5 separate regions of the Mus musculus genome follow, and regions 1, 2, 4 and 5 are each linked to region 3. The links are chromatin loops, found by intact Hi-C in ENCODE. Cell type or tissue: left cerebral cortex. All regions are shown on one strand. Each heading gives the region's core, and the rest is flanking DNA. Links, peaks and the distances in the headings are about the cores only.

Region 1 (5,879 bases), core at 353-5,352, 170 kb before region 3:
CCTGTTTGTGGTTCAAGATGTGAACTCTGCTGTTGCTCCAGCCACCTGCCACCTGCTTCCTCCACTCCATCCCCACAGACTATTAACCCTTTGGAACTGTAAGGCAAATAAACTCTTTCTTCTATACATTGCCTTGTTCCTGCTGTTTTCTTGCAGCAACAGAAAAGTAATTATCATGCACAGAGCTCTGGGTTTGAGCCCTAGCACTGTAGAAGGAGTGGTGTCACATGCTTATAATCCCAGCATGCAGGAAGTAGAGACAGAAAGTTTAAGGTCATCTTCAGCTGCTCAGAGATTTCAAAGCCAAATGACAGTATCTGAGCTCTGTCTCAAGAAAAGAAAAGAAAAGAAAAGAAAAGAAAGAAAAGAAAAGAAAAGAAAAGAAAGAAAAGAAAAGAAAAGAAAAGAAAAGAGGGGAGGGGAGGGGAGGGGGGAAGGGAGGGTAGGGTAGGGTAGGGGAGAGGAGAGGAGGGGGAGAGGAGAGGAGGGGGGGGAGAGAGAGAGGGAGAGAGGGAGGGAGAGGCAGAGGGAGAGGGAGAGGCAGAGGGAGAGGGAGAGGGAGAGGGAGAGGGAGAGGGAGAGGGAGAGGGAGAGGGAGAGGGAGAGGGAGAGGGAGAGGGAGAGGAGAGGGAGAGGGAGAGAGCCTTTACTGACCCTGTGATGAGAGAAAGGGCTCACTTGAGAATGCAGTGAAGACAGCTGGAGGTTTATAGCCAAGGGCAGAGTGTACAGCTTTGAGCAGCAATGGTTAAGAGGGATTTGATTATCTATCAAGGAAGAGGGATTCTTGTTAAACTGGTTTATGACTCAAGTTTGATTTTGTTTTTGAGACTAGACATTGCTTTGTCTTTCTCTTTTTTTTAGATTTATTTATTATTATATCTAACTACACTGTAGCTGTCTTCACACACACCAGAAGAAGCCATCAAGATCTCATTGCAATTGGTTGTGAACCACCATGTGGTTGCTGGGATTTGAACTCAGGACCTTCAGAAGAGCAGTCAGTGCTCTTAATTGCTGAGCCATCTCTCCAGCCCCGAGACCAGACATCGCTGTGTAATCCAGGCTGGGTTTGAACTTGAAATCCCCTGGCCTCGCCCCCCCCAAATGCTGGGGTTATAGGTGTGGATCACCATGGTTGGCTTCTGACTGGAGGTTTGCAGGAAGCAGGGGACCTTTCTTTTCTCTGGCATGATGCAATGTGCATAGTCCTTCTTGTACTCAGGCATCAGCTCTTGACTGTGAGACCTGATGGTAAAATAGGACCCCATGAGGAGTATGGAAGGTTTGGAAGATTTAAATCCTTTCTGATGGAATCTGAAAGAGATTCACCTCCTTGATCAAACATAAGTCAGGCTCCTTCAAGCCCACTAGGCCCCAGCCCTTAGCATTCATCTATGGCAAACTTATATCTCCCAGTTTGGCAAGAATCCTGTCAAGTCAGTTCTCCTCGCATCCCATACCCTTGATATCACACTTCATATAGATATGGGTCAAATGTGAAGTGTCTCTTCGGTTGTGTGTTAAAGCATAGTCCCCAGCTGGTAGCACTATTTTGGAAATATTTGGAATGTTCTGGAAAATTTAGAAGATGGGGTCCAGTTGGAGGAAGCTCACTTAGAGGCGTGCCTTTGAAGGCTCTCTCTGGTCCCCAACCCCTTCCTCTCTGGTTCCGTTCCTACGAACAGCTTTCTTCACTTGCTTATACTGCCGCAGCACTGTGCCTTAGTGCATGGGACCAAGCAATAAGGGCTTGAAGCTCTGAGGAAGACAAACTGCTTAAACTGTTTTATGTCCTGCATTCTGTCACAGTGAAGAGAAACAAGAGAGATAGAATGTCTGATGTTTTCACTCCTTACCACTTCTGACATGATGTTTTAGCAAGGACCCAGTGAGCCAGTTTGGCCAGGACCCCCTCACACTTGGCAGTATCTGCTATCTGCTGTCTTCATCCCCCGACTCTACCCTGCCTCAGCTATAAATTCCAGTGCTCAGAACGCTCTTCTGTTGCAAGAGATCCCGATTAAAACCTGGTTTTATTATCTTCCTATTATCAGACTGTGCAGCATCTGAGAGGAAAAGGCCCTGAAGAACTGGGAATGCTGAGTCAGCTTTCCAGAAGTTCTGTTGTAGAGCGGTGCACAGCAGCGAGCATAGCTAGGTTTTTAGAGATAATGCGCATTCTCACAACAGCTCTGCAGGTAAGATGTGGCAGCTTATTTACAGGGTAGTGGGTTGAGGCAGAAAGGGACCTGCCCGGTGATGTTAACGGGTAGTGAGTGCCTCGTCACCTTCTCAAGACTCAATCAGAGGAGGTGGAGCACACCTGACGTCCATGCGCTTGAGAGTCTGAAACCATAGAATTGTGGGGTCAAGGCCATTTGAAATCTCATTTCAAGAGAGAGAGAGAGAGAGAGAGAGAGAGAGAGAGAGAGAGAAGGAAAGAAAGGAAAGGAAAGCAGAGAAGAGAAGAGAAGAGAAGAGAAGAGAAGAGAAGAGAAGAGAAGAGAAGAGAAGAGAAGAGAAGAGAAGAGAAGAGAAGAGAAGAGAAGAGAAGAAGAGAAAAGAAGGCTAGAGTCTCTTCTGTATAGTCCTGAAAAAACAAGACAGTCCTTTGCTCTCAGGATAGCCTTCCCATTTGAGGAATCGATTTGAAATCTGAGTGGTTCCCACTAGGGGGCAGCAGAGACCGGTTGTGCCTTGCTGTTTCTCCAGCTCTTTGGGGTTTTTTCACTGAGGTCCTCTGGTAAGAATTCTTCAGTTATTACTCAGTCAAACTCGTGTTTTGTGAAAATACACCCCTGTAACTCAATTTATCTTTGAAATATAAGTGATCATTTGACCCCTATGCATCCTTTAACATGACCTATATTAATTTAGGTTAGAGAGACTGTTTGGTGAGCAAAGAAACCCTGCACACCAAGCCTCATAACCTGAGTTTGACCTCAACATTCACTAGGTGGAAGGAGAGGACCAACTACTAAAACTTGACTTTGACCGTGGCATGTGAGCACCTAATATACTAAATAACTTATATCACCCTCAGCAGCCCTATGTGATAATGATATATATGTTACTTTACACAGAGAGAAGCCACAGTCCAGAGAAGCAGCCAATTTCCCAAAGTCCAACCACAAAGCAAAGACAAAGGTGAGGTTTGAACTCATGTGTTTGGATTCTGAAGTCTGCCCTAGTTCCCTCAATTTGCCTCTGGGTCTTGTTCCATGGGCCTCTCTGCAGACCCACCTGCTTGCAGTTCCAAACACTCTTTTCTCTCTTAAAATTTTTTATTATTTAAATGCATTTAAACATTAAACATATTAATAATATTGAATATTTTGAGAATCAAATAATACATAAAATTTGTTAAACTTTTATATTCATATCCTTTTACATCCTAAAAATATCATTAATGAACATTTAATACTACCCATAACAGAGGATCCTATATCTAATGTTGAATACTAAATTGTTTCAAAACACACAAAATATTCTTTGGGAATTTTTTTTTCTGTTTTTCTTATTTTCTTTCTTTCTTTCTTTCTTTTTTTTGTTCTTTTTTAATTAGATATTTTCTTTTTTTATATTTTAAATGTTTGGGAATTTTTTTCTGTTTTTCTTATTTTCTTTCTTTCTTTTTTTTTTGTTCTTTTTTTTATTAGATATTTTCTTTATTTATATTTTAAATGTTATCCCCTTTCCTAGTTTCTCCTCTGAAAATCCCCTATCCTCTCCCCTCTCCCCCTGCTCACCAACCCAACTACTTCCAATTCCTGGCCCAGGCATTCCCCTATACTGGGGCATAGAACCTTCACAGGACCAAGGGCCTCTTCTTCCATTGATGACCAACTAGGCCATTCTCTGCTACATATGCAGGTAGAGCCATGAGTCTCTCCATGTGTTTTCTTTGATTGGTGGTTTAGTCCCAGGGAGATCTGGGGCTACTGGTTAGTTCATATTGCTGTTCCTCCTAGGGGGCTGCAAACCCCTTCAGCTCCTTGGGTACTTTCTCTTGCTCCTTTATAGGGGACCCTGTATTAGTCAGGTACTGGCAGAGCCTCTCAGGCGACAGCTATATCAGGCTCCTGTCAGCAAGTTCTTGTTGGCATCTGCAATAGTGTTTGGGTTTGGTGGTTGTTTATGAGATGGATCCCCAGGTGGGGCAGTTTCTGGATGGTCATTCCTTCAGTCTTTGCTCCGAACTTTGTCTCTGTAACTCCTTTCTTTGGGAATTAAACATAATAAAGGAGCATAAAATATTAAAAAGGAATCATGAAGAAATATATTCAAAAGCCCTTATATGAAACAACCTGACACAGTGAGAGAATGTTTAAGGCACATTTTATATCTGTGTGCATTGTCTAACTATAAGTTTACTTTTAAAAGATTATCAGTGAGCAGAATTCTTTCAATCTGGAATTTTCTGTGACTTCCAGACCTTACAGGTGATGTGACAAGTTGTGTGTTATTACACACTCGTTAGAAAAATGCTGCACTTGGGCTCCTTGGTCTCTTTCCTCAAAAGGCCTTAAAAACCAGTCACAGACTATGGAGATTTCAGCCTAATGGCTTAGCCTAGTCTCTTCCCTAAAGTTTCACCTCTATACAGCATTTTTTTCTCCCTCTTCCTGTTTCTTGAGACAGGGTCGCACTGCATTGCCCAGCTTGATTCAAGCTTGTGAACTCATGTTTCTACCTCCTGTCGTGACTTCCCATGTGGCCAGGACTATTAGACACTTGATACTTTATATATAGAAATATTTCCTACAAAGCAGTAAGAGTTAAGAAAGAAAGAAAGAAAGAAAGAAAGAAAGAAAGAAAGAAAGAAAGAAAGAAAGAAAGAAAGAAAGAAAGAAAGAAAGAGGGGACTGGAGAGATGGCTCAGTGGTTAAGAGCACCAATTGCTCTTCCAGAGGTCTTGAGTTCAATTCCCGCAACCACATGGTGACTCACAACTATCTGTAATGAGATCTGATGCCCTCTTCTGGTGTGTCTGAAAAGAGCAATGGTGTACATAAAATAAATAAATAAATCTTTTTTAAAAAAGGAAGAAAGAAAAACAAACAAACCACTAAAATTATCAGAAGTGGCCAGTTTACATAAGGGCAAATGTGTTAAAATTCCATGTGTGTCCGTGTCTTCTGTAGTTATAAGATATCATTGGAAAGAACAGTGAGGTGCATCTATTAAACTATTAAACAAGTGGGTTGTAAAAAGAACTAGAAAGTAAATACTTTGAAAGAAATAAAAAAGAACTCGACCCTCCTGGACAGCGGTGTTAGAAGAATTACTTGGAGCAACTTTTCTGCAGAGCCGTTCAGCGTTGTAGAAGAAGAGCATCAACAAGCATGCAGATTGTGGCTCCAAAGAACATGCATCAGTGATACCAAGGACTTATGAAAAGAACACGTGGTGCAGTGTTTTATTTTATTTATGGTGGTCATGCACATCGTGAAATAGGCCAGTGATCAGAGACTGGTTAAATCAGCACCCCTCCCAGCTGAAGAGTCAAGTGACCATTGAGATATTGGTGACTATTAAAGCTAACCCATCAGCCATGGTGATTCACAATATTTTTTCTAGTTCTATTAACTTTATTATTTTTCTTTACTTTTAAAATATTTTAAAATTTATTTATTCACCTTACATCTCAATATCAGCCCCAGCTCTCCTCCCAGTGCTCTCTCACACAGATCCTCCCCACATTCCCCTCTCTCCTCCTTTGAGAAGGGAAGCCCCCCTCCATTACTCCCACCCTCACCCACCCTCTCTCCCTCCCTCCTTCCCCTCACATCAAGTCCTTGCAGGACTAGGCATATCCTCTCCCACTAATACCAGACAAGACAGCCCCATTAGGGGAACAGGATCCACAGCAGGCA
Region 2 (5,879 bases), core at 450-5,449, 710 kb after region 3:
TGTTGAGGCACATCTGGGTTCTTTCCAGCTTCTGGCTATTATAAGTAAGGTTGCTATGAACATAGTGGAGCACGTGTCCTTCTTAACGGTTGGGACATCTTCTGGATATATGCCCAGGAGAGGTATTGCAGGATCCTCCGGTAGTACTATGTCCAATTTTCTGAGGAAACACCAAACTGATTTCCAGAGTGGTTGTACAAGCCTGCAATCCCACCAACAATGGAGGAGTGTTCCTCTTTCTCCACATCCACGCCAGCATCTGCTGTCACCTGAGTTTTTGATCTTAGCCATTCTGACTGGTGTGAGGTGGAATCTCAGGGTTGTTTTGATTTGCATTTCCCTGATGATTAAGGATGTTGAACATTTTTTCAGGTGATTCTCTGCCATTCGGTATTCCTCAGGTGAGAATTCTTTGTTCAGTTCTGAGCCCCATTTTTTAATGGGGTTATTTGATTTTCTAAAGTCTACCTTCTTGAGTTCTTTATATATGTTGGATATTAGTCCCCTATCTGATTTAGGATAGGTAAAGATCCTTTCCCAATCTGTTGGTGGTCTTTTTGTCTTATTGACGGTGTCTTTTGCCTTGCAGAAGCTTTGGAGTTTCATGAGGTCCCATTTGTTAATTCTTGATCTTACAGCACAAGCCATTGCTGTTCTGTTCAGGAATTTTTCCCCTGTGCCCATATCTTCAAGGCTTTTCCCCACTTTCTCCTCTATAAGTTTCAGTGTCTCTGGTTTTATGTGAAGTTCCTTGATCCACTTAGATTTGACCTTAGTACAAGGAGATAGGTATGGATCGATTCGCATTCTTCTACATGATAACTAGTTGTGTCAGCACCATTTGTTGAAAATGCTGTCTTTTTTTTTTCCACTGGATATTTTTAGCTCCCTTGTCGAAGATCAAGTGACCATAGGTGTGTGGGTTCATTTCTGGGTCTTCAATTCTATTCCATTGGTCTACTTGTCTGTCAGTATACCAGTACCAGGCAGTTTTTATCACAATTGCTCTGTAGTAAAGCTTTAGGTCAGGCATGGTGATTCCACCAGAGGTTCTTTTATCCTTGAGAAGAGTTTTTGCTATCCTAGGTTTTTTGTTATTCCAGATGAATTTGCAGATTGCTCTTTCTAATTCGTTGAAGAATTGAGTTGGAATTTTGATGGGGATTGCATTGAATCTGTAGATTGCTTTTGGTAAGATAGCCATTTTTACAATGTTGATCCTGCCAATCCATGAGCATGGGAGATCTTTCTGTCTTCTGAGATCTTCTTTAATTTCTTTCTTCAGAGACTTGAAGTTTTTATCATACAGATCTTTCACTTCCTTAGTTAGAGTCATGCCAAGATATTTTATATTATTTGTGACTATGAGAAGGGTGTTGTTTTTCTAATTTCTTTTTTAGCCTGTTTATTCTTTGTGTAGAGAAAGGCCATTGACTTGCTTGAGTTAATTTTATATCCAGCTACTTCACCGAAGCTGTTTATCAGGTTTAGGAGTTCTCTGGTGAATTTTTAGGGTCACTTATATATACTATCATATCATCTGCAAAAAGTGATATTTTGACTTCCTCTTTTCCAATTTGTATCCTCTTGATCTCCTTTTTGTCAAATTGCTCTGGCAAATACTTCACGTACTATGTTGAAGAGGTAGGGAGAAAGTGGGCAGCCTTGTCTAGTCCCTGATTTTAGTGGGATTGCTTCCAGGTTCTCACCATTTACTTTGATGTTGGCTACTGGTTTGCTGTATATTGCTTTTATCATGCTTAGATATGGGCCTTGAATTCCTGATCTTTCCAAGACTTTTATCATGAATGGGTGTTGGATCCTGTCAAATGCTTTCTCTGCATCTAACGAGATGATCATGTGGTTTTTGTGTTTGAGTTTGTTTATATAATGCATTACATTGATGGATTTTTATATATTAAACCATCCCTGCATCCCTGGAATAAAACCTACTTGGTCAGGATGGATGATTGCTTTAATGTGTTCTTGGATTCAGTTAGCGAGAATTTTATTGAGTATTTTTGCATCGATATTCAAAAGGGAAATTGGTCTGAAGTTCTCTATCTTTGTTGGATCTTTCTGTGGTTTAGGTATCAGAGTAATTGTGGCTTCATAAAATGAGTTGGGTAGAGTACCTTCTACTTCTATTTTGTGAAATAGTTTGTGCAGAACTGGAATTAGATCTTCTTTGAAGGTCTGATAGAACTCTGCACTAAACCTGTCTGGTCCTGGGCTTTTTTTTGCTTGGGAGACTATTAATAACTGCTTCTATTTCTTTAGGGGATATGGTACTGTTTAGATCGTTAACTTGATCCTGATTTAAATTTGGTACCTGGTATCTGTCCAGAAATTTGTCCATTTCGTCCAGGTTTTCCAGTTTTGTTGAGTATAGCCTTTTGTAGAATGATCTGATGGTGTTTTGGATTTCTTCAGGATCTGTTGTTATGTCTCTCTTTTCATTTCTGATTTTGTTAATTAGGATTTTGTTCCTGTGCCCTCTAGTGAGTCTAGCTAAGGGATGTCTATCTTGTTGATTTTCTCAAAGAACCAACTCCTCGTTTGGTTAATTCTTTGAATAGTTCTTGTTTCCACTTGGTTGATTTCACCCCTCAGTTTGATTATTTCCTGCCGTCTACTTCTCTTGGGTGAATTTTCTTCCTTTTTTTTCTCTAGCTTTTAGATGTGATGTCAAGCTGCTAGTGTGTGCTCTCTCCAGTTTCTTCTTGGAGGCACTCAGAGCTATGAGTTTCCCTCTTAGAAATGCTTTCATTGTGTCCCATAGGTTTGGGTATGTTGTGGCTTCATTTTCATTAAACTCTAAAAAGTCTTTAATTTCTTTTTTTATTCCATCCTTGACCAAGGTATCATTGAGAAGAGTGTTATTCAGTTTCCACGTGAAAGTTGGCTTTCCATTATTTACGTTGTTTTTGAAGATCACCCTTAGTCCATGGTGGTCTGATAGGATGCATGGGACAATTTCAGTATTTTTGTATCTGTTGAGGCCTGTTTTATGACCAATTATGTGGTCAATTTTGGAGAAGGTCCCGTGAGGTGCTGAGAAGAAGGTATATCCTTTTGTTTTAGGATAAAATGTTCTGTAGATATCTGTTAAGTCCATTTGTTTCATCACTTCTGTTAGTTTCACTGTGTCCCTGTTTAGTTTCTGTTTCCACGATCTGTCTATTGATGAAAGTGGTGTGTTGAAGTCTCCCACTATTATTGTGTGAGGTGCAATGTGAGGCACGAATTTCAAGGCATTTTAAAATTAGGAGGATCCTCCCTCCTTCCCTGCAAAGCCAGAAAGACCAAACTGGAGAGTTAAATAGAAAACAGCAAGTTCAGTACAGAACAACAGTCTAGTCTTTGTCTGTCTTAGAAAATCCTAGGGCTCCACCTAGTGTCTAGCTCCTTTAGAATTTGAGCACTAAACTAGAGCTAAGATGTTGAGCTGGTGGAGGTTAGGGGGTGTTAAAGAAGAAGTCTCTGTACTAATACTCTGCAGTTTTTAATTACTATTGGTCTTCAGTATAGCTTGAGGTCAGGGATGGTAATTCCTTCAGAAGTTCTTTTAATGTTAAGAATTATTTTCACTATCTTGGGTCTTCTGTTTTTCCATATGAAGTTGAGATTTGCTCTTTTCACATCTGTGAAGAATTGTGTTGGAATCTTCATGGAGATTGCATTGAATCTGTAGATTGTTTTTGGTCGTATGACCACTTTTACTTTGGCTATTGGTTAATCTTACCAATACATGAGTGTGGGAGATTGCTACATTTTCTGAGTTCTTCAATTTCTTTCTTGAGAGACTTGAAGTTCTTGTCATACAGAACTTTTGCTTGTTTGATTAGAGTTACACAAAGATATTTTCTGTTATTTGAGCCTATTGTGAGGGGTGTTTCCCCATTTTCTTTCTCAGCCTGTTTATCATTTGTATAAAGGAAGGCTATTGATTTGTTTGAGTTAATTTTATATCCAGTCCCTTTTCTGAAGTTGTTTATCAGCTGTAGAAGTTTTCTGGTAGAATTTTTTTTTGGTTGCTTATGTATAATATCATATCATCTGCAAATAGTGATACCTTGACTTCTTTTTTTCGAATTTGTTTCCCCTTGATCTCCTTTTGTTGTCTGATTGCTCTAACTAGAACTTTGAGTACTATATTGAATAGATTCAGGAAGAATGGGAAGCCTTGTCTTGTCCCTGATTGCTTTAAATATCTCTCCATTTAATTTGATATTGGTTTTCTGAATATTGCTTTTATTATGTTTAGGTATGAGCCTTGAATTCCTGACCTCTGCAGTACTTTTAACATGAAGGGTTGTTGTATTTTGCAAATGTTTTTTCATCATATAATGAGATGATCATGTGAATTTTTCCTTGTTTATATAGTGGATTACGTTAATGGATAGTACAGGGACAGACAAATTGATCAATGAAATAGAATAAGACACAGAAATAAACCCACATACTTATGGACACTTGGTCTTTGACAAAGAAGCCAAAAACATATATAATGGAAAAAAGAAAGCATCTTTAGGAAATTGTGCTGGTCTAATGGGCAGTCGGTATGTAGAGTTCTGTTCAGGAAATTTCCCCTGTTCTGATATGTTCAAGGCTCCTTCCCACTTTCTCTTCTATTAGATTCAGTGTATCTGGTTTTATGTGGAGGTCCTTGATCCACTTGTACTTGAGCTTTGTACAAGGAGATAAGAATGGATCAATTTGCATTCTTCTACATGCTAACCACCAGTTGAACCAGCACCATTTGTTGAAAATGCTGTCTTTTTTTCCACTGGATGGCTTTGGCTTCTTTGTCAAAGATCACTTAACCATAGGTGTGTAGATTTAATTCTGGGTCTTCAATTCCATGCCATTGATCTATCTGACTGTCTCTGTGCCAATACCATGCTGTCTTTGTTTGTTTGTTTGTTTGTATCAGTATTGCTCTGTAGTATAGCTTGAGGTCAGGGATGGTGATTTTCCCAGAAGGTCTCTTATTGTTGAGAACTATCCTGGTGCTTCTGTTATGCCAGATGAATTGGAGAATCGCTCCTTTTATCTCTGTGAAGAATTGAGTTCACATTTTGGGGATTTTATTGAATCTTAGATTGCTTGTGGCTGACAGGAGCCTGGTATGGCTATCCTCTGAGAGGCTCTGACAGAGCCTGACCAATACAGATTTGGATGCTTGTAGCCAACTGAGCAAGACTGAGCAAGGGGACCCCAATGGAGGAGTTAGAGGAAGGAATGAAGGAGCTGAAAGGGTTTGCAATCCCATAGAAAGAACAAAAGTATCAACCAGCCAGACCCCCACCCCCCCAACAGAGCTTACGGGGACACCAACCAAAGAGTACTCATGGAGGGACCCATGACTCCAGCTGCTTAAGTAGCAGAGGATTGCCTTATCTGGCATCAAAGAAAGGGGAAGCCCTAGTTCCTGTGAAAACTCTGGGATGCCCCAAAGTAGGGATATGCTTATAGACAGGAGTCTAGGCGAGCTGTCCTCTGAGAGACCTAACAAGCAGCTGATGGATGCAGATACTTACAGTCAACTAATAGACTAAAGTTGGGGACCCCTTTGGTTGAATTAGGGAAAGGCTGGAAGAAGCTGAGGAGGAGTGCAACCCCATAGGAAGACCAGCAGTCTCAACTAACCTGCACCCTGGAGACCTCTCAGACACTGAGCCACTAACCAGGCAGCATACAGGAGCTGATCCAAGTCCCCAGACATGTATATAACAGAGGACTGTCTGGTCTGTTCTCAATGGGAGAAGAGACTTGAGGCCCCACGGAGTGGGGAGGCCTGGCGGGAGCAGCACCTTCTTAGAGACATGGGGGAGGAGGGATGGGATGAAGAGCTGTGGGAGAGGGACCAGGAAGGG
Region 3 (5,879 bases), core at 250-5,249:
ATTATATGTATGCTTCAGTCACAAGCAGGAAAGACCTGATTTCTTGCAGTTTTTAAAATAAAGAGACACACATTTCTGTATTTGAGTGTAGGTAGTACTGACAAAAGATCCCATCCCGTATCATTTCTTAATAAAAGAAGGACATAATCCCTACTCTGTTCCCAGATAGTCAGTTTGAACCATCCATCAGCTACGGCTATGTGGAGCCTTTGGAAGCTTCCTCAAGAGTCCAGCTTTAGAGGACACTGTTAGGATCAGAAAGAGCATGGCTGCTTTATACACCCACTCAGACACTTCCTTCGTAATTTTTTAAATGTGTTTTTTTTCTCCATTCTCTCATAAACTGTGAAACTAAAGTATTGATTCATTATCATATTATTACATTGTTTAATTTTACAAAACTGACCTTACACCGTGCACTGAAAGCAGTTTAGTTCTGTATCTAATTATATATACTTTTACCTCATTGTCTGGGTCATAGAACAAAAGTTTCACACCTGTCTCACCTCTGAGGGATCTCCATGTTGTCACATAAGAATAAAGGAAGCCCCTAGTGACATCAAGGGGCTACACAGAAAAAGATGCAAGCTCTGCTGGGACCTGGTAGAAAACCACAGCCTCCGGCAAAGTAGGCTCCCTCCTGAGTGGTTAGTGCCTCCAGAAAAAAATGCCTAGGTCCCCAAGACTGTTAGTCCCTCTCTACCTTCCTAGTGTCTGAACACCTTAATCAGTGAGGGAGGTGCCTGAACACACCAGACTCAGGGCCACAGGCCCCGAGTGGCGGAAGTAGCTGGGAGCTGTCCATGGTGGCGCCGAGCCTGGGCACGCGGAGCAGCCTATTCCCCGCCCGCGGGCGCGCCTTAGGGTCCCTCTCCAGACCGCGGAGATGGAAATGACTCCCTGGCTCACGGTCTCCTGGACAGGCTTCAGCCAAGCCGTGGCTCTCACATCAAAAGCTTGGTTTTAAAGAGAAGGTCTTACCTGTGGGCAGAGTTGGCTGCTCGGAGCAGGACTGAGAACCTCAGACCTGGGGCGGGTAGAGTGTCCAGTCTTGGGGAACACCGGCACAACGCTCGGTCAAGAGCACAAGGATTCTCTGGGGTTCATTCCGAGATGTCACCGAACCAGAGCGGAGAGCTTGAGAACCGTGGACAACTCAGTCTTGTGCCTTATGGAGACCTTGGTTTTTCTGTCAATCTAGCGAGACCCTTCTTGCAGATGCTGTCTGTTGCCAGGGGCCACCAAATGTCCCTGCAGCGCTGCCAGGCTTAGTGTTTGTTTAAATAACAGCAGAGGCCACCGAGGTCGTCTAACATCAGATCATCTCCTCCAGCCCGGTGCCAGCGTATCACTGGGAGGGCAGAGGCAGGTTAGGGAACCCAGGAGACCTTGCCTACGTGGTAGCGACAAGGTACAGTCTTGCGAAGCTCACCATTAGCCACACGGTAAGCGCGTTCCCTGCACCGGGCTCCTTGCGAGACCTGCCTAGGGGCCATCTCTCTTCGATTAGACACTGTTGTTTGTGTGAACATCTGGTGCCATTCACAGGGGCACAAACTAAGCAAAACAGAAATCCACCTCCCGTCGAATACATTCCTGGACGATGGTGTCCCCAACACCTGACATTTGTAAAGATTTCAGAGACGAAGGACCGTGGCGGAGGCGTGTGCCCACCAATATATTCATGGATAGGCAGGCAGGCAGACAGACAGACAGACAGACAGACAGACAGTGGTAGACAGCATAGAATAATAGGCTGGACAATCAGACTGATGGAGGGCAACGTTCTACCTAACAGAGGGGAGAATGTGGGATCCGGTCTCTCCTCTCCTCCCCATAGCTTAACCCAAGCAGCCCTCGCGCCCTAGCTCCGGTCCTCTTACCTCAGGTTGATGACCGAGACCCTGCCACGCCTCGGGGATCTGGAGTGCAGCATCCCGTAGTCTAGTATCTGATCCCACGCGTTGAGCTCCTGAGCGTAAGCAAGTGGGACGGGAGCTGGCGGAAAGTGGGGTGCAGATTCCGACCTCACTCGGCACAGTGCTCCAGCAGCACCAGACCACTGCCACTCAGCGCAGAAGGCGCTCCTCGCTCGACTCCGCGCGCTCACTGGCTTAGTAGCTAGCTCGGAGCTGCCAGCCCGAGCCGACGCTTTTTATAGTCGCCTTCCGGGCCTGACTCCTCCCCACCAGAGCCCCCGGCGCCCGCACTCATCCCGTCCCCCCTGTCCCACCCCTGTCTCTGGGCAGCGTCCTCCCACTCACCGCGGTGGGCGGCCTGCGGGGCTGGACCCGGGCGGGCTCTGGCGGCCGCTCCGGGAGCCGCAGACCTGAGCCCGAGAGCCGCCGCCGGGACAAGCCGTGGCCACCAGGTGAGGGCGCTGGAGCCTAGGACGAAAGCTGCGGACCTCCGAGGGCTTAGTGATGGAAGCGCAGCTTGTATCCAGTGGCCTCCCCAAGGGACAGTCAGCCAGAAAAAAGAGATTTTGACAGAGTCGCCACCACTCTACGTTCAGGCTGTTAGATTTCAAACCCGTAACACTTTTTGTAAGCCAACATAGCAACAGAATCCAGGATCGCCTAGGTCTAGAGGTCTCTTAGAGAAGATCTTGTTTTGAAAGCTAGGGAGATGACCGCTAAGATGTTTACAGGTTTGAAAAAACAGAGTTCAGTTCCCAGAATCCTCATAAAAATGCCTTGGGTGGGCAATAGCCCTAATTTGTAATTCCAGAGCTGGGGAGGTGGAGACAGGTGGCTTGTTGGGGCTTGCTGGCCAGTCCGGGTAAAATAGAGATACCCGGTCTCAAAAACAAATAACACTCCAAGCAGCTTGACCTCTGTCTTAGGGGACACACACATACACACACACACACACACGGATAGTAGAGTTACTTCTTCACATGTGTCAGTTTTCTGCACATGCCAGTTACTTGACCATAAACAAGGGACTTCACCATTGGGCTCCCATGAGCCTGGAGAGAGGATTTCAGTGAGATTTTGTGGGTACTAAGTCATAGTAAGTGTTTGCTATCCTGCATGTAGTCTGTGCCTGGACAGGACAATGTTCTCAAGGATCAAAACAAGACAGTGCCACCAGTGAGTTATCCTCTGCCATAGGAATAAGTAAGCCCACCCAGAGCATCTAGCATCTCCTCAACACTGGGTGCCCTGAGCACCAGCTACCTATCCACTCTGACCCTGGCAAAAAGGGTGAAAGGTGCTGGGGATTTTTTTTTCCATTTCATTTTAATTCTAAGATGACAGCTTTGGTTGCAATTCTATATGCTGTCCCTCTTTGAGACTTATTGCTCAGCTCCCTCCTCTGGTTAATGAGAGTTCTCAAGTACACATTTCTTCCTGCCTGCCAATGTCCTATGCTCACTGCTGTGCGAGAGGGTCTTCATTCTAGGCAGTGCCCACCAGCTTTAGGAATCTCAGTGCAGGCTTTAGGGCCAGTCTATGGCAGAGACTTTGGAAGCCCCTGTCTAGGTCCTCTGGGCAGCAGCCTTTGGGCCATGTGTTGGAACCAGGGAAGCACAGCACTCCACCCCAGATCTTCTCTAGAAAGCTGGAACCAAAGATCAAGAGTCTCAGTTTGCCTTTGAACTCCAAGCATACCATCAACGGGGTCTGGTAGCAAGCTTCCTTTCTTTGCTCTCCCTTTCTAGCAGAATAAAACTGAGACCTACCTCCTTATAAAGTGCCTATCCAGTCCTTGCAGTACACATACTTGCTGAATCCCTTTCTTAAGGAACCCATTCCCCAGGCCCACAAACAAGGAGGAGCAGGTGACTGGGCATTGTGCTTGGACCAGCCTCACTGGGGCTCCTTCTCCCACCAGTGGAGCACAGACCAGAGGCTGCAAAGCAAGGGAGGAGCTCATCTTCACAGGCATCTCAGGGATGAGGAGTAATCTCCTGCTTAAGGGATGGGCTCTGGGAAGTGCTTTGTCATGCTTTCTCCAAGATGCAGAGTGTCCAGCTCATTCCTCTGGCATCCAGTTTTCTTTTATCATCGGCTCATGCCTGGGGTGGAAGAAGCTGATGAATTACAGACAGGCTCCACATGTCTAAAACCAGATTCTCCAGCCACGTCCACTCAGCATTTCTACCCAGGCCTTTGTAACCCGCAGTGTATGATGGGTAATTCTTTTGGTGTGGATTACCAGCAATGTGAACCTGATGGATTTCCTATCTACACTTCTCTAAATCCAAGACTTATAAATGCAGAGATGGGGGCTAGTTGCAAAATGAACTGATAGCTTTCAAGTTCTTGCCAGGATCCCCAGAGGGACCAGTGGTGCTCTTGGCTGGGGGTGTACGGCGTCACACCAGCCTCTAAGACCTGCACTGAGTTCCTACCACCTTCCTGGAATATTCAGCCCTTAGACCTCATCCTGTAGGATGTCATATCTTGTCTTGCCCTGCTCCACCAACTGCCTGAATCTGACAAGGCAGCCATATTTCACATCCATCCCTTAAAACAAAGGTCACCTCACTTCACCTATTGACCACCAACGCTACCACCATCCATACACACCTGTGCACAGTTTGAAGGGCTGTCCACACCTGTAGCTCTGTTCTCCAAATCCGACTTCCTGGGATTTCCCTGACTTCTCCTCTAAGGTACTGAGAAAACCATCAGAAACAAGAAGCAGGATAAGGCTGCATGGGTTGGCTCTAGACCTTGAGAGTTCTACTAAACAAGCAAAACAGTGAACCTCGGGTATATCCCCAGAGACTGAACCGCTCAAGCAGGGGAAAGGAGCAAATTGCAATGCCACCAACAGGGGTCACCCTTGGACACAGAGCCTGAAGCTGGCGTCAGGAAAAGAACATTCTGAAGTCTGCATCCTGAAGCCAGGTTTCTAGCAAGTTCGAGTTGCTAGATTCCTGTTTTGTTGAAGGCCAAGGAGCTTGCCCAGTAGGGCACATCTGGCAAGAATTTAGGACAGGAAGTCCTAGGACCCTGGTCAACCTTTCAGGAGCTGTTTAAGTGGATTTCTACCTTTCTCCCGCGAGCTGGTCACCACCACAGAGAAAGACGTAGATATAGAATACTCATAAACTGGTGCTGAGTATATTCTTTTCCTAATTGAAAAAAAAATTCTATGTGTTTCCTATTTTCAAGAAAAAAAAATTTTTTTTTTTTCAGAAAATGAACCCAGTGGGAGGGGTATCACCTAGCTTCTGGTTACAATGTACCAACCAGTTTACAATGTAGACAGCTACAGTATACAATGTTTTTAAAAGCCAGGCACAGTAGCTCATGCCTGTAATTCAGATTAGTAGGTGGAGGAAAGAGAATCTGGAGCCCAGGGCCCTTCTCAGCTCCATAGAAATGGGTGTTGGTGAGTTGTAGACATGAGCTTGGTCCTCTGAGAGAGCCTGAATTGAGAAAACACCTATCATACTGGCCTGTAGGCATGTCTATAGAACATTCTCTTGATTAATGGTTGACATGGGAGGGCCCAACCAACTGTAGTTGATATTATCCTGGGGCAAGTGGTCCTGGAGTGAACAAAAAGGGAAACTGAACAAGTCAAGGGGATCCAGCCAGTTAGCAGTGTTCCTCCATGGTTTCTACTTCAGTTCTGGCCTCTAGGTGGCTGCCTTGAGTTTCTGCCCTAACTTTCATTCATGGTGGACTGTGATCAGGAAGCCAAATAAATCCTTCCCTCCCTCCCCACGTTGCTTTTGGTCATGGTCTTTATAAACAGCAATAGAAGCCTAAGACAGATAGTTTAAGGCCAGGTTGGGCTATTAGAGGGCTTATCCCAAATCAGCAAAGCCAAAGCTTGAAAACGAATTGAAGTACAAAGGAGGGAAGACCCTGCTAATCAATCCCATCTCTGTTAGTTTCAGCATACAGCCAAACCTT
Region 4 (5,879 bases), core at 432-5,431, 420 kb before region 3:
CCCCCCCACCCACTCCCACTTCTTGGCCCTGGCGTTCCCCTGTACTGAGGCAGATAAAGTTTGCACGACCAATGGGCCTCTCTTTCCACTGATGGCCGACTAGGCCATCTTCTGCTACATATGCAGCTAGAGACACGAACTCTGGGGGGTACTGGGTAGTTCATATTGTTGTTCCTCCTATAGGGTTGCAGATCCCTTTAGCTCCTTGGTTACTTTCTCTAGCTCCCATTGTATTTCTCTCTTCTATACTCCACATATTCTACCCTGTTCAAAGGTCGGAACAATAAAATATGAACCTGTTGCATCTCGGGCTAATGGCCTATAGCTCCCCACTGTATCCAGAAAAGAACAGACTCAGCAGCAGTGTGAGCACACTTATAGTACAATTCCACCCAACATTCCTTTTTACAAAGCTATGGCTCATTGCTTCTGACTCTGACGTTGAACTTTGTGCTCCCATTTACTGGGATGATTTTCTAGAGAAACCTAACCTCTAGTGACCTCTGCTTTACTGATCCTGCCCCTTCTCTGTGGTCTCTTTACTGGGGCCATGAGCTTATTCTGGGATCCCCACTATAAATTTGCTCAATCCTAAATCCTCATGGCTGAGCTCTAGATATTTTCACTGTGAGTGCCCACCAGGTGCACACACAAATAGATCGCTTGCACTTGATACATGGGACTCTGGGTTTCTGTCTCTCTGTCCCGAAACGTGTAACTCAGCTATAAGATTTTCCTACGTGGATATCAATTGTTTCTGCTGACTAGGAGTTTGTCAGTGGGTCTCTGCTATAGAGAGTTGTTCCCACACAAAGTCTGAAAGGGTTTGGATGAGTACAGATCAAACCCCAGCCAGCAACATCTCTTTTTCCATTCCGTTCTTCCTCTGACGTTCATACTGATCGAGTGAGCCTAGGCAGAGAAAAGCCTGATGGCACATTACCTGTGGGTCCGGATGTCGGCTTACGATGATGGGAACTGGGCCAGGGTCACAGTGGCTCAGGATTGTGTAGACTTCATTGAGAGTCAGGCAGTGCACTGGAGAATCATTGATTTCCACAATCTCATCACCACACCTGCAAAAGCACCCACAGGAGCCTAAAACACACTAACAACTATGACAGAAAGAGGGTCACCTTTCAGGAACCCACTCCTTGTGTGTCAATGCAGCAATGCACTCCTGTCACTGTGGACCATCTGGGCCAGTGATTCATGCACAGAGCAGTCAACACAAACTCTGTTCACCTGTCACTCTCCCTTCCTTCTTCCCTTGACCTGCTCAACATTGAAGTCATGCTTTACCCTCTCTAGCTGACCAGCCATAACATAATTCACCACATCCTGGCCCTTGATGTCCCCAGAAGTAGAGTGTCTTGGAGGAGGAAGGACTGGGCAGCATGTGCTAAAGGTAAAGAAATCACTGAGGAAGGATGCAGCAGAGGTCCTTGCAAAGAGAAGCAAGAACATCCGCCAAGGAAACTTATTTTAGTTCCAAGATGGGTGTTGCTTGTACTAGCAACTGCTGTGCTGTGGATTAGAATGGTACCTTCCAAAGGCCTTTGCACCAAAGGCTTAATCCTCCATTGGGTGCTATTGAGAGGTGGTGAAACTGAGGAGCTAGGGCCCAACGTAAGCCCTCTGGTTACTGGAGGGGGGGTGCCTTTGCAGGGACCACTGTGGCTCTGCTCTCTCCTCTTTGTCAGCATTCTAGACAGAGGTGAACACTTTGTTCTGGCTCCTCTCCCTGCCCTAATGTGTTTCCTCATCACAGACCCACATGCCGTCGGACTGGTCAGACACATATGGATTTTCCAGAACTGTGAGCCAGAATAAACCTCGCTTCTTATAAGTCGATTGCCTCAGATAATCGCTACAGTGACAGAATGCTGGTTAACACAACCACTGAAACAGAAAACAAAGATACAAAGGACAGGATTGTATCGTGTTGTTGATATAAACTGTCCCGTCTCGTCTTATGGCAACTTTGTACAAGCTAAAATCATCTGCAAGGAGGGAATCTCAACTGAGAAAATGCCTCCAGAATATCAAGTTATAGGCAAACCTAAAGAGCATTTTCTTAGTTAGTTATTGATGGGGGAAGACCCAGCTCATTGTGGTGGTGCCACTCCTGGGTTCTATAGGAAATCAGGCTGAGCAGGCCTCTATGCAGCACTCCTCCACCGCCTTTGCATCAGCTCCTGCCTCCAGTTTCCTGCCTTGCTTGAGTTCCTGGTCTGACTTCCTTCAATGATGAACAGTGATATGGAAGCATAAGTAAAATAAACCCTCTCTTCAAGGTACTTCTCGTCATGGTGTTTCATCATAGCAATAGTAACCCTAAGACATGGCCCAATTCCTTCCACCCTTGCAGATGGAGAAACTGGGGCATCAATGGTGAAATGACTTTTCTATTGCAACCTATACTGGGGAGGGACACTTTTCTGTAAAGAGCCAAGAGTAAATGTTTGTTTTCCAAGACATGATGTCTGTGTCACAAATGTTCAACTCTGTCACTGTAGGTGACAGCTGCAACCTTGGACAGCAAACAAGAACAGTGCATGGCTGTGTTCAAACAAAACGTTAGTGTAAACGAAGGTAGCAGGTAGTCGTTTTCAAGTGATCAGCTGGGTCAGAATGAGAACTTGAGTCTCCTGACTCTGCACCCCCTGCTTCCTTCTGTGTTTCTGCAGAGCTGACCCCCTTATCTTGCCAAGATGATTCACATTCTCTGGATGTGGATTTTTAATTAATTTTTTGAATTTTGAATAATTGAAGACTCCAGCCATGTAACACAGAAGAGTCCCTACCCCATGGTGGGCCTCTGATGGGGGCAAAAGAGATAAAATAAACACCCCAACTCTGAGTTGGGTCCACCAATTCTGCAACAAGATGCCCTGACTCTAGAGCTAGGTCACCTAGCCCTGCTCCTGGGCCCCTATCTCTGCAGGAATGTCCCCAGCACAGTAGCAGTGCTTCTCCTGCAGATGGCAGCACAGATCTATTCCTAGCTCCGCATCTCTATCCTGACTCTCACACTAGGAAAAAAAAAAACTGAAAATCAGGACAAAACCTTCCTGCTTAGCAAAAGTGTGTCCTAGCAACAGATGCATTTATACCACTGGCAGATGTTAGAATAGCTGCAAAAGTATTGTAACAGGTTAAACTAAGATAAATGATTTCTACCTAATCAGATCACTTACTGATTGCAGGAGTTCTTTGTAGAGGTGTGACTGCAGTATCTAAAATCATTTTGCTTCTCTCAGCAAGGACATGCATGGACATGGCTGGTTGGCTTAAAACACCTCTGTCTGCATGTAGAGCTCACAGGTAAACCTGAGAGATGCCCATCTGTGACACCATGGATTCTGTGTGTTGAATCTGAGTTAAAATATGCTTCCTTTCTATTTGCCCTTGCAGCCCGGCATTCTCAGAAGCCGTGTTTCTTTAACTGTTACATGCACACAGACTTCTTAGGAATCAGTAACACTGGGCATAGCAGCTCTGGTGTAGGGCTGCGAAGACCGCAATCCTGCTGTTGAGGTTTGATCTGTTGCTGTGCATTGCAATGCTAAATACTGGCCCCTGAGATCTGTTTGCCCCCAATGAGTGGATCATCAGGGATGAAGAGATCCCTATGTATACCAAGTGATGCTATGTCATCTTGACCCCAAAATTATCCCTGATTGGTCAATAAAGATGCCTATGGCTTGAGCAGGAGAAAGGTAGGCAGAGTTTGGGTTCCCAGGCTTTGGGTCTGAGGCAGAGACCACAAGGTAAAGAGAAGAAGAAGGAAGAGAGTATCATGTGGTGGGTGGATTGTGAGAACATGGCCAGCCAGTTGAAAGAGCAACCCAGGTAGAACAGGCCAAATGATATCTCAGGGTTATTGACAGGGAAATAGATCAAGTAGCTTAGAGCCCAGCTCTAGTACTTTTAAGGCTTATTATAAATATAAAGCTTTTGTGTCTTTCGTTTGGGAACAAAACAATCTAAGGTGGGATTTAAAAACACCCAAATTGTATTTACCACACCAGGTGACTGACATGGCAGCTGTTGATGTGTAACAGAATCAAGACTGAATATTTCACCATTTCTGCTGAGGTCAACTCAAGATACTCCATGCTGTAAGACAAGGGTCTATTCAGAAATGAGGACTCACCTCAGCCGTCCATCAAGATGTGCCACGGATCCTGGTGACAGTGTGTGAACGAAGATGCCTGAGATGCACTGGAAGTAGGGGATGCTGCACAGGCCGATCCCCAGGCCAACACCTGCCTCTGGAATGCAAAATGGAGGAAGAGTGGAAGATGTGAGCCTTTCTGGGGTGGGGACTAGCCTATTAGGTGTCTCTGACCCCTGACATCCTGGGCTTGTCAAGTGTCTTGGACACAACATTCATTCCAGCCCTGTGTGTGGCGTGTCACTGTGCACAGGGGCCACTTGGGGACCAAATGATGCCCAAAGCAGACAATGAGAAGGGGGTGTAGTAAGGTCAAATGGAGAAACACTAGGAAATGAGAGAGGGAAGACACCAGGCAAGAGCTAGAGGAAGTGGGAAGAGGGGAGGAGACAGTGATCTATGCAGGAAATGAATGGGACCGTGTTAGAAGGTGGCAGCACAGCCCTTCATGCCTCAGGGACTACATTTAGTCTAAACCATGGATGACAATAAAGAGCCAGGATGAGGAGACAGGGCAGACAATTGACTAGCGGAAACAGCCCAGGCATAGGCTGGGCTGGGAGGAATACATCATGTTGCTATAGGTCCTGAAAGGCCATTGTGGGCAGAACATGGATAGACATGCAGAGAGGTGATGGACCCAAGAGCATGGATCCCAGGCAACCAGGAATGCGGGATGCAGAGAGAGATGAGGTGGCATAGGGCAGGGATCAAGGGCTGGACTCAAAAGGCTTTGTATGCACAGGTATACAAAAACAAACTCTTTGACTGAGAAGAAATGCCATGGGACAGTCAGGAATGAGGAAGTGGTATACCTTAACTTCCATCTTTAGTAATATATCTGGCTTTACAAGGAGAGATAACTATGGATGGTTAAGAATGGAAGTGCAAGGATCACTGGAAAGGTCCAGAGGGGTAAAGAGGGCAGCAAAGCAGAAACAGGAGTGCACAGAATATACTCCAAAGGGGTGGAATATAAGCATAGCATGATAAAATTTCTCCAAGGCAGTCTTGAATTGAGGGATTGGTGGGCGACAGGCTGCTTTCAAACAAGGAAATCTGGAAAGGACCAGACCTATGAAGTCTTGCCCTACAGGCACTCATGCCGTCCATGAGGTAACTGGGAAGATGTGAGAAGAAGATGGTTGCACAGGGCACATGGGTCCTAGACAAACAGAATGCAGGTGATGTTAGGGGTATGGGGACCTCCAGAATGGCAGAGGAGACAGATGGTTGGCTAGATTGGAAAGGCCTTGGAAACAAAAACATGGCAGCTAGGAAGGACCAAATGGAAGGTCCATGGAGTAGTAAGGAGAAAGAGCCTCCTTCAGGTTTTCCTTAGGCATACATAGCTTAGAAAAAGTGGTTTCACCTTTTGATGTTTGTTCTCCCAACAGCACCAAGAGGGATGGCTGTTGTGGGTTATTGTTATCAAGGTTAAAAAATATATGGGCTGTGACATGCACTGTGAACAGAGATCAAAGTCGATCCTGATACCCAGGTCTCCTAACCAGGGCAAGAGCTCTTTGGCTTAATAGGCCTGTGGGTCCCTGAAGCTCACACCAAGCAAGACTGAAACAATCTGCGGGGACAGAGGCTATGATGTGGCTGCTTAAAGCATCTCAGCACTGGTTCTAGTGCAGGCCATCAGGAGAAGCAGCAGACTAACGCCATGACTCACCCACATACCATGCCATGC
Region 5 (5,879 bases), core at 503-5,502, 65 kb after region 3:
GCCTCTGATTCATAAGGCCCAGCCTCCAAAAGCAGTTAAAAAAAACAAAACAAAACAAAAACCTAAAAGCAACAACAACAAAGGATTTGTGCTTATTTTAGATATGAGTTCTAGTAAAACATTAAATAAACCACAAGCAAAATTTAAAGATATTAACAGGTAATTCGAATTTTAACTTATCCCCAACAATGCTTTTTATATGCAATAGACTGCACCCCACATATGTGGTAAAGCAGACATACACACTCAAGTGTGAAAAAGAGAAAGGTCCACATGGGAGCAATGTTCTGTAGGAATTTCTACAGACCATCAACTCAAGGTAGTACTTCTGTGTTTCACTGTAGAAACATCTAGTACTAAAATCTATTTTTAATACCTACACTATGGCAGATTAAGTAGTTCAAGATTGTGCGACACGTGTGGGCACAATTACGGGGTGACTGGACAGCCTCAGAGAGCCAGCTCTCTCCCTCCACCTCTGGATTGCACAGGGGAAACTTTGGTCACCATGTCCACCCACAAAGCAGCCTGCACCCACTCAGCCATCCACCTACTCCACATATTTTTCTCCAGGCAAGGTCTTACTATGGCCCTGGCCAACATAGAACTCACCATGTAGCTCAGGCTAGCCTGAAACTTTGAGCAATCCTCCAGCCTCTGCCTCCCTCCAGAGTGCTGAAGCATATCCCACACCAGCACTCCACTCCCCGCTTCTGACAAATACTTCTGAAACCTGTTCTTGGGAGCAGGTGGCATGTGACTACTTGTGGATCCTCAGCCACTCCATCAGGATAGAATCCAGCCTCATCTGCCTACATCATTCTCCAAAAACTATACCCCAATTGAGGAGCCCTCCAAGACCTCAGAAGAATGTGAGCAAGCATCTTAGAGTGAATACTAAGTACTTCTCTGTTATACAAGCCATTTCTCAAGAAGCATAAGGGATAACTTATGAACATATGTGCAACACATATGGAAATAAAGTCATTATTACTGGCCATGTACTTAGCTTAGCAAATAGACGTTTCATAAAAACGATACAAAGGTCTCTAAAAAGAACAGTGCCTACTGTCATTCTGGGGACTTATTCCTCTAACGAAATCCAAGCTCATTACACACAGGACCTCAGGTACGGTTGCCACCTGTGCTATGGGGATTGCATGGGAAGGTCACAAGCACCAAAACTGGTCAGGTCACTTGACTTTCCCGCAAACCAAATGTCTAAGTTCAGAGTAAAACTTAAGTTAGTTCCCCCCCCCCCCAACCTGGTCTGTCCTCAGAATATAACAATTTGTGCTTAGCATATAAAAGACCCTGAATAAATACTTTCCAGTTTTATGAACGCTAACTCAAGGTCAAGAGATTTCCTCACGCCTATAACACTCTGCGCTACTGGTGGTGTTTAGGGAAGGTTCTTCAGCTAACTTCCTGATCTCCCAGTGCCACATACTCTGCGGGACCAGGAGGCAAAGTCCTCCCCACACCCGACCCGACCCAGCCTTAAGGGCTGCACAGGCATCGCCCCAGGGACACTTTCTACTTGGAAAGTCTTTTAGAGGTCATCGTCTCTCCCCAGCTGTCAAGGGCTCTGAAAACCCCAAGGTCACTTCTACCAGACCTTCGGGGTCTGCGCGTAGCTCAAGACACAACTCAAGCCCAACCAAGTTGGTTTGGCCGGTACATTGGCATCCCCCACAGCGGCCACGTGCGTTTAACCGGAGCCACAAAGACTCCAGGCCGCGCGGGCCAGTGAAAAGCAGGCAGGACCCTTTAAGTCTGAGCTCTCCATCCCCGAGGGCTGTTGCAATCTCGAGCGAATGCAACAATCCGGGAGCACAAGCCCGCACCCCAACCGTGGCTCGGGGCTCACCGGGTGCGCAGTGCCTGCCACGCGGCGTCGATGTCAGCGTAGAGATTCTTTTCGGAGGGCTTGCCGGAGCTCACACCATAGCCCGAGTAGTCGTAAGAGAAGATGTTGCAGTTGATGCGCGAGCCCAGGCCGATGTAGAAGCTACACATCTGGCCCAAGTCCACGGCGTTGCCGTGCGAGAAGAGCAGCGTGTAGCGGCTGGAGGGCGCGCAGCGCACGAACATGCAGCCCAGCCGGTTGTCGCGGGCCGTGCGCGAGAAGAAGACCTCGACGGCGTCCAGTTCGCGCTGCGAGTACTGCCAGTCGGCGCGCTCGCTCAGGTGCAGGCTGCACGCGCCGGGGCCCGCACCCTCCTCGGCCGGAGCGGGCTGCGCCGCCGGGGCGGGCGCGGGGGTCGCCGCGGGAGCGGGCGCGCGCTGCTCGGGCGCCAGCACCGTGTAGGTGGGTTCGGGCGGCAGGAAGGCCAGCTTGGCGGCGATGCGGCTCGGACAAGGAGGGCAGCAGAAGAGCCAGCACAGCTCGCCGAGCGAGAAGCCGTTCATCCTGGGGCCGGGCTCGGGCATCGGGGCGGCCTGGCGCCCGCCGCGGGCGGGAGGGAAGCGCAGGGAGCGCAGAGGGAGAGCGCCGAGAACTGGAGGCCGGCCGAGAAGGCGGAGAGGCCAGGGGCGGGGCCAGGCGGGCGCGGCGCGGCGAGCGGGGCGGGTCAGCGGCAGCCCCGCAGCCCCGGCGAGGTGCGGACGGCCGGGGCTCGCGCGCGGCACACAAAGCCCGCGGCGGCGGCGGCCATGGCCCGCTCCAGCGCGCCGCCCCGCCCCCGCACGCTACTGCCACTTCCGGGTTACCGCGCCGCGCGCCCCCACAGGCGGGCGGGGCTACCCATCGGAACGGACGCCCCAGTCTGAAGCAGGACTCCCCGGGCTGGGCGGGGCTCCCGCCTCTTGGGCGGGAGTTAGCGCATCTGGGCGGGGCTACTCGTTAGAACAAACTCCCCGGTCCGAAGCGAGGCTCTGGAGTCTGGGGCGGGGCTTAGCGCGATTGGGGCGGGGGTCTGAAGAGATTAGAGCGGTTGGGACAATCCTGGATTGAAAAGGTAGGTGTGCAGATACTTTAGGATTCAGTTCTCCAAAACCAGCTTTCTGTCCTGGTGGAGTTATTGGGAATTTATGTAAAAGATAATTATTGAGAAAGAGAATTGAGTACATTAAAAATGCCTTGCTTTCCTCTAATCAATGCTATTTTTTTCTCTTTTGGTTGTTTGAGACAGTTTAGCCTACACTGGTTTAGAACTCACATGCTTCTAGCCTCTACCACCACTTGCTGAGATTCAAGACTTCTTGAACAGCCACTACCATAAATGCTCTGGTCCATCTCGTACGTGTTCCCGTGTTGCAGGCGGCTGTTGGGTATGTACAGCTACGCAGGTCTTTCTGTAATAACAATTACAGCAGAGCCTGTTGGTTTTACAACAAATGGTGTCAACACGGTCCTCTCTCACCCCCATCCCTTACATCATCCCCTGTGGTGCCAACTGGATACTCCATATCTGTCCTTTTTGATGTTAGTTTCTCTAGAACTGTTTTGGCGCCAGACTTTTTAATCATGAAAGACATGTTACAACGATTTTAATCCACTATTGTCTTGGCTATAGGCTTTAAGTGATTTTCCAAATATAACTCTCAGGGCTTCTGAAACCGTGTGAACCCTGGTGTCCGGTTGGCAGAGCCTCTCCTCTGGACTTTGGCACCAGGCTTTCCTTTCAGGGGTAGGAGGTCATTTTAGGCTACCTGCAATGAATACAACCAGAGCCCCAGTGGGCAGTCACCATTCCAGACCTCATAAATGTCCCAAGAAGGATTACAACATTTTTTAAACAAAAAGAATTTTGAGCATCCTAATATAAATTGATTTACCAGTACCACTTTAAGTAGTAACCTTGTGGACTGAGTTTTCAAAGGCCGTATCTTCACTGAATCCCCAAAAGCCTGCCCACAACGCCTCTCCAAGTCTGTTTTAAAGTTAGATGGGCAAAGCTGCTCTTCCCTAGCCAGGCTTTAGTGACTGACCCCAAGTTTTTCCCAAAGACTCTGGGAGTTGTTTCATGTTAATATTTTGCCTGCTTGTTTCCCGTATTAAGTCAACGTGTGTCGTGTTTTTCAAGCAATACCTACTGGGTCAGTCGCCAGAACTGCAAAAGATAGGACCATCTCTGCCATAGTCAGTCAAGACACTCTAAGAAGACCGAAAACAGTTTTGCATGTGAATTAAACAAGCCACCAACTCAAAAATGGTGGCGGGGATCAGAAGTTCAAGGTCATTCCCAACTTTATAGTGAGCTGATGCCAAACTGGGCAATGAGACCATGTCTCAATTAAATAAGCAAACAATCAAATCAGCTATTTGTGAACATTTAAATATTATTATTATTATTATTACATGTGTTTTGGGGGTGGGCATAGGTAGCCTTAGGCAATGGTCTCGGGTCCCCACTTGGTGGTATTTCTGTGAGGAACATAAGCTAGTACATTTCACTTTAGTGCAGAGTGAAAATAGAGGACGCTGAGTACCGAACTGAAGTGAGAAGCATCTACTCTCGTCTCAGTCAGTCTTCCTCCAGCACCGTTCCTCCCACCTGACAGAATGCAATAGCATGCAGTTCATGAGCAGACAGCTAATGATGCCTAAGTCCACATCTTTGTGCTGCCAATAGGGAGGATAGCAATCATATTCCAGATGTTCTGGTGGCAGTCCTGTTGGGAAATTTAAAGTTGGCTTAGTTTAGTCTCCTTTTGCAAAGGACTTGTGCAATATGATTTTGTACATTACCAACAACTAAATAGAACAACTAAATTTTTGGATCATTTTAAGAAGCTGTACAGAGGGAGGCTCCCTGTGAAAGTAAACTGATTTGTGTCTATCTGACTATTAAACTTAAACCCTTATGTTGTGTGCCATAGAGAGCAAGCCTTGCTCACCCATGCTATGCAGAGCTGAGTTAGGCTTCGTGTGGCCCTCTAAATGAGATGTGCTGCCCAGGTCTGACAAACTCAGCCTCTCAGCACATCTGTCATATAAAAGCTCCTCAGGAAATACATTCTAGTGTTTGGATGCCAACTTCTCTGTACAACCATCTTTAGCTGTGAACATCCACACGTGAGACAGGATGCCTTGGCATTTGGGCTGAGGGAGTTTAACATCTACCTTGGAGAATAGCTGTGCCCTATTAGATACAAGGACCAGGGTTAACAGATGTCCAACTTGACCTTTAAGAACTCCTATGTGATTCTTACCATTCTAGCAGAGTAAGGTCTAACTTTGAATTCAGACCAGCAAATGTGTTTGTTGGGTCCTTAGCATTAGTCTAGTCAATTAATTGACCTGGGACATGTGAAGGGACAAAGTCATATCACAGCCAGTGTTAGGATTATCACTGCTGTTGAAGTAACTCTTGCCCCACCCACCAGCTAGGGCTAATGAGCTAAACACACCATGTAGCTGAAGGCATCGACTTCAATATTTGATACTGGCATTTACATGTTCAACATTGTTTTTCATATTAGTCTTCTAGGTGTTGAGTTACTGAAGATTGACTTGATTTGTAAAAGCAAGCCCATATTAATATGAAAAAGGTGATTTATGTATTATGACCAGAAGAGAAGGGTATAAAAGTTACTTTTATTCACCTGATGTAATTTGTTGTCTAGAAGCTTACTGCCTTTGTCTGCTAGGCCTAGTCCTACAAGCCCTAGCCTCCGTACAATCTAATCTAGACCTAAAATGCTTTCCGCCTCTGAGACTTGATGTTGAACATGATCACCTTTTCCGAGCTCTTTCTGATCTCTGGCTGGCTGGTTCAACTCAGCTGTTCTGGCTCAAACTACTGTCCTAGCTGACTGATCCAATCTCACTTCTCTCAGTTTCTCCTGAGTTGCTTTGCTTCGTCTCATATTCTTTGGCTATATGTTCTAATCTTTCTTCTCATTCTCTAGCTTCTGTCTTTCACCTGTGTCTA

The links. A loop is a pair of places that touch in the nucleus more often than their neighbours do. Peaks named below come from ENCODE experiments on the same cell type or tissue, not always from the same donor. Only the 100,000 strongest peaks of a DNase experiment are listed, where the experiment ranks them.
Region 1: a loop joins it to region 3, with 6 times the contacts of the local background. A loop is called at or near these places in 32 of 42 quality-filtered maps.
Region 2: it touches region 3 in a loop (9-fold over the local background); 2 of 42 quality-filtered maps call a loop at or near these places.
Region 4: it touches region 3 in a loop (4-fold over the local background); 2 of 42 quality-filtered maps call a loop at or near these places.
Region 5: a loop joins it to region 3, with 3 times the contacts of the local background. A loop is called at or near these places in 10 of 42 quality-filtered maps.

Annotation. Positions count from the first base shown.
Region 1 is chr7:83,912,091-83,917,969 of GRCm38, forward strand. No RefSeq gene overlaps it. Among named protein-coding and RNA genes, the nearest start is that of Mesd, 23 kb to the left of the region's middle. In left cerebral cortex, for the core only: a CTCF peak has its summit at 2,680 (motif pointing right); a DNase peak (open chromatin) is centred at 2,685.
Region 2 is chr7:84,791,462-84,797,340 of GRCm38, forward strand. No RefSeq gene overlaps it. Among named protein-coding and RNA genes, the nearest start is that of Olfr291, 59 kb to the right of the region's middle. In left cerebral cortex, for the core only: a CTCF peak has its summit at 3,412 (motif pointing left); a DNase peak (open chromatin) is centred at 3,385.
Region 3 is chr7:84,084,375-84,090,253 of GRCm38, forward strand. It overlaps Cemip (cell migration inducing protein, hyaluronan binding), which reads right to left and starts at 2,131. Exons shown (of 29, transcript NM_030728.4): 1 at 1,884-2,131. In left cerebral cortex, for the core only: CTCF peaks have their summits at 2,353 (motif pointing right) and 4,784 (motif pointing right); DNase peaks (open chromatin) are centred at 939, 1,291, 2,112, 2,348 and 1 more place; H3K4me3 peaks cover 2,434 bases; H3K27ac peaks cover 1,254 bases.
Region 4 is chr7:83,665,933-83,671,811 of GRCm38, forward strand. Il16 (interleukin 16) reads right to left here. Exons shown (of 19, transcript NM_001360087.1): 9 at 4,160-4,277; 10 at 944-1,076. Among named protein-coding and RNA genes, the nearest start is that of Stard5, 37 kb to the left of the region's middle. In left cerebral cortex, for the core only: a CTCF peak has its summit at 2,980 (motif pointing right); a DNase peak (open chromatin) is centred at 2,992.
Region 5 is chr7:84,149,412-84,155,290 of GRCm38, forward strand. Abhd17c (abhydrolase domain containing 17C) reads right to left here and starts at 2,482. Exons shown (of 3, transcript NM_133722.2): 1 at 1,871-2,482. The coding sequence starts at 2,433. Gm39044 (a long non-coding RNA gene) reads right to left here. Exons shown (of 3, transcript XR_869770.2): 3 at 4,275-4,617. It overlaps LOC117997403 (a long non-coding RNA gene), which reads left to right and starts at 2,729. Exons shown (of 3, transcript NR_169136.1): 1 at 2,729-2,960; 2 at 3,135-3,273. In left cerebral cortex, for the core only: a CTCF peak has its summit at 3,016; DNase peaks (open chromatin) are centred at 2,012 and 2,754; H3K4me3 peaks cover 2,760 bases; H3K27ac peaks cover 542 bases.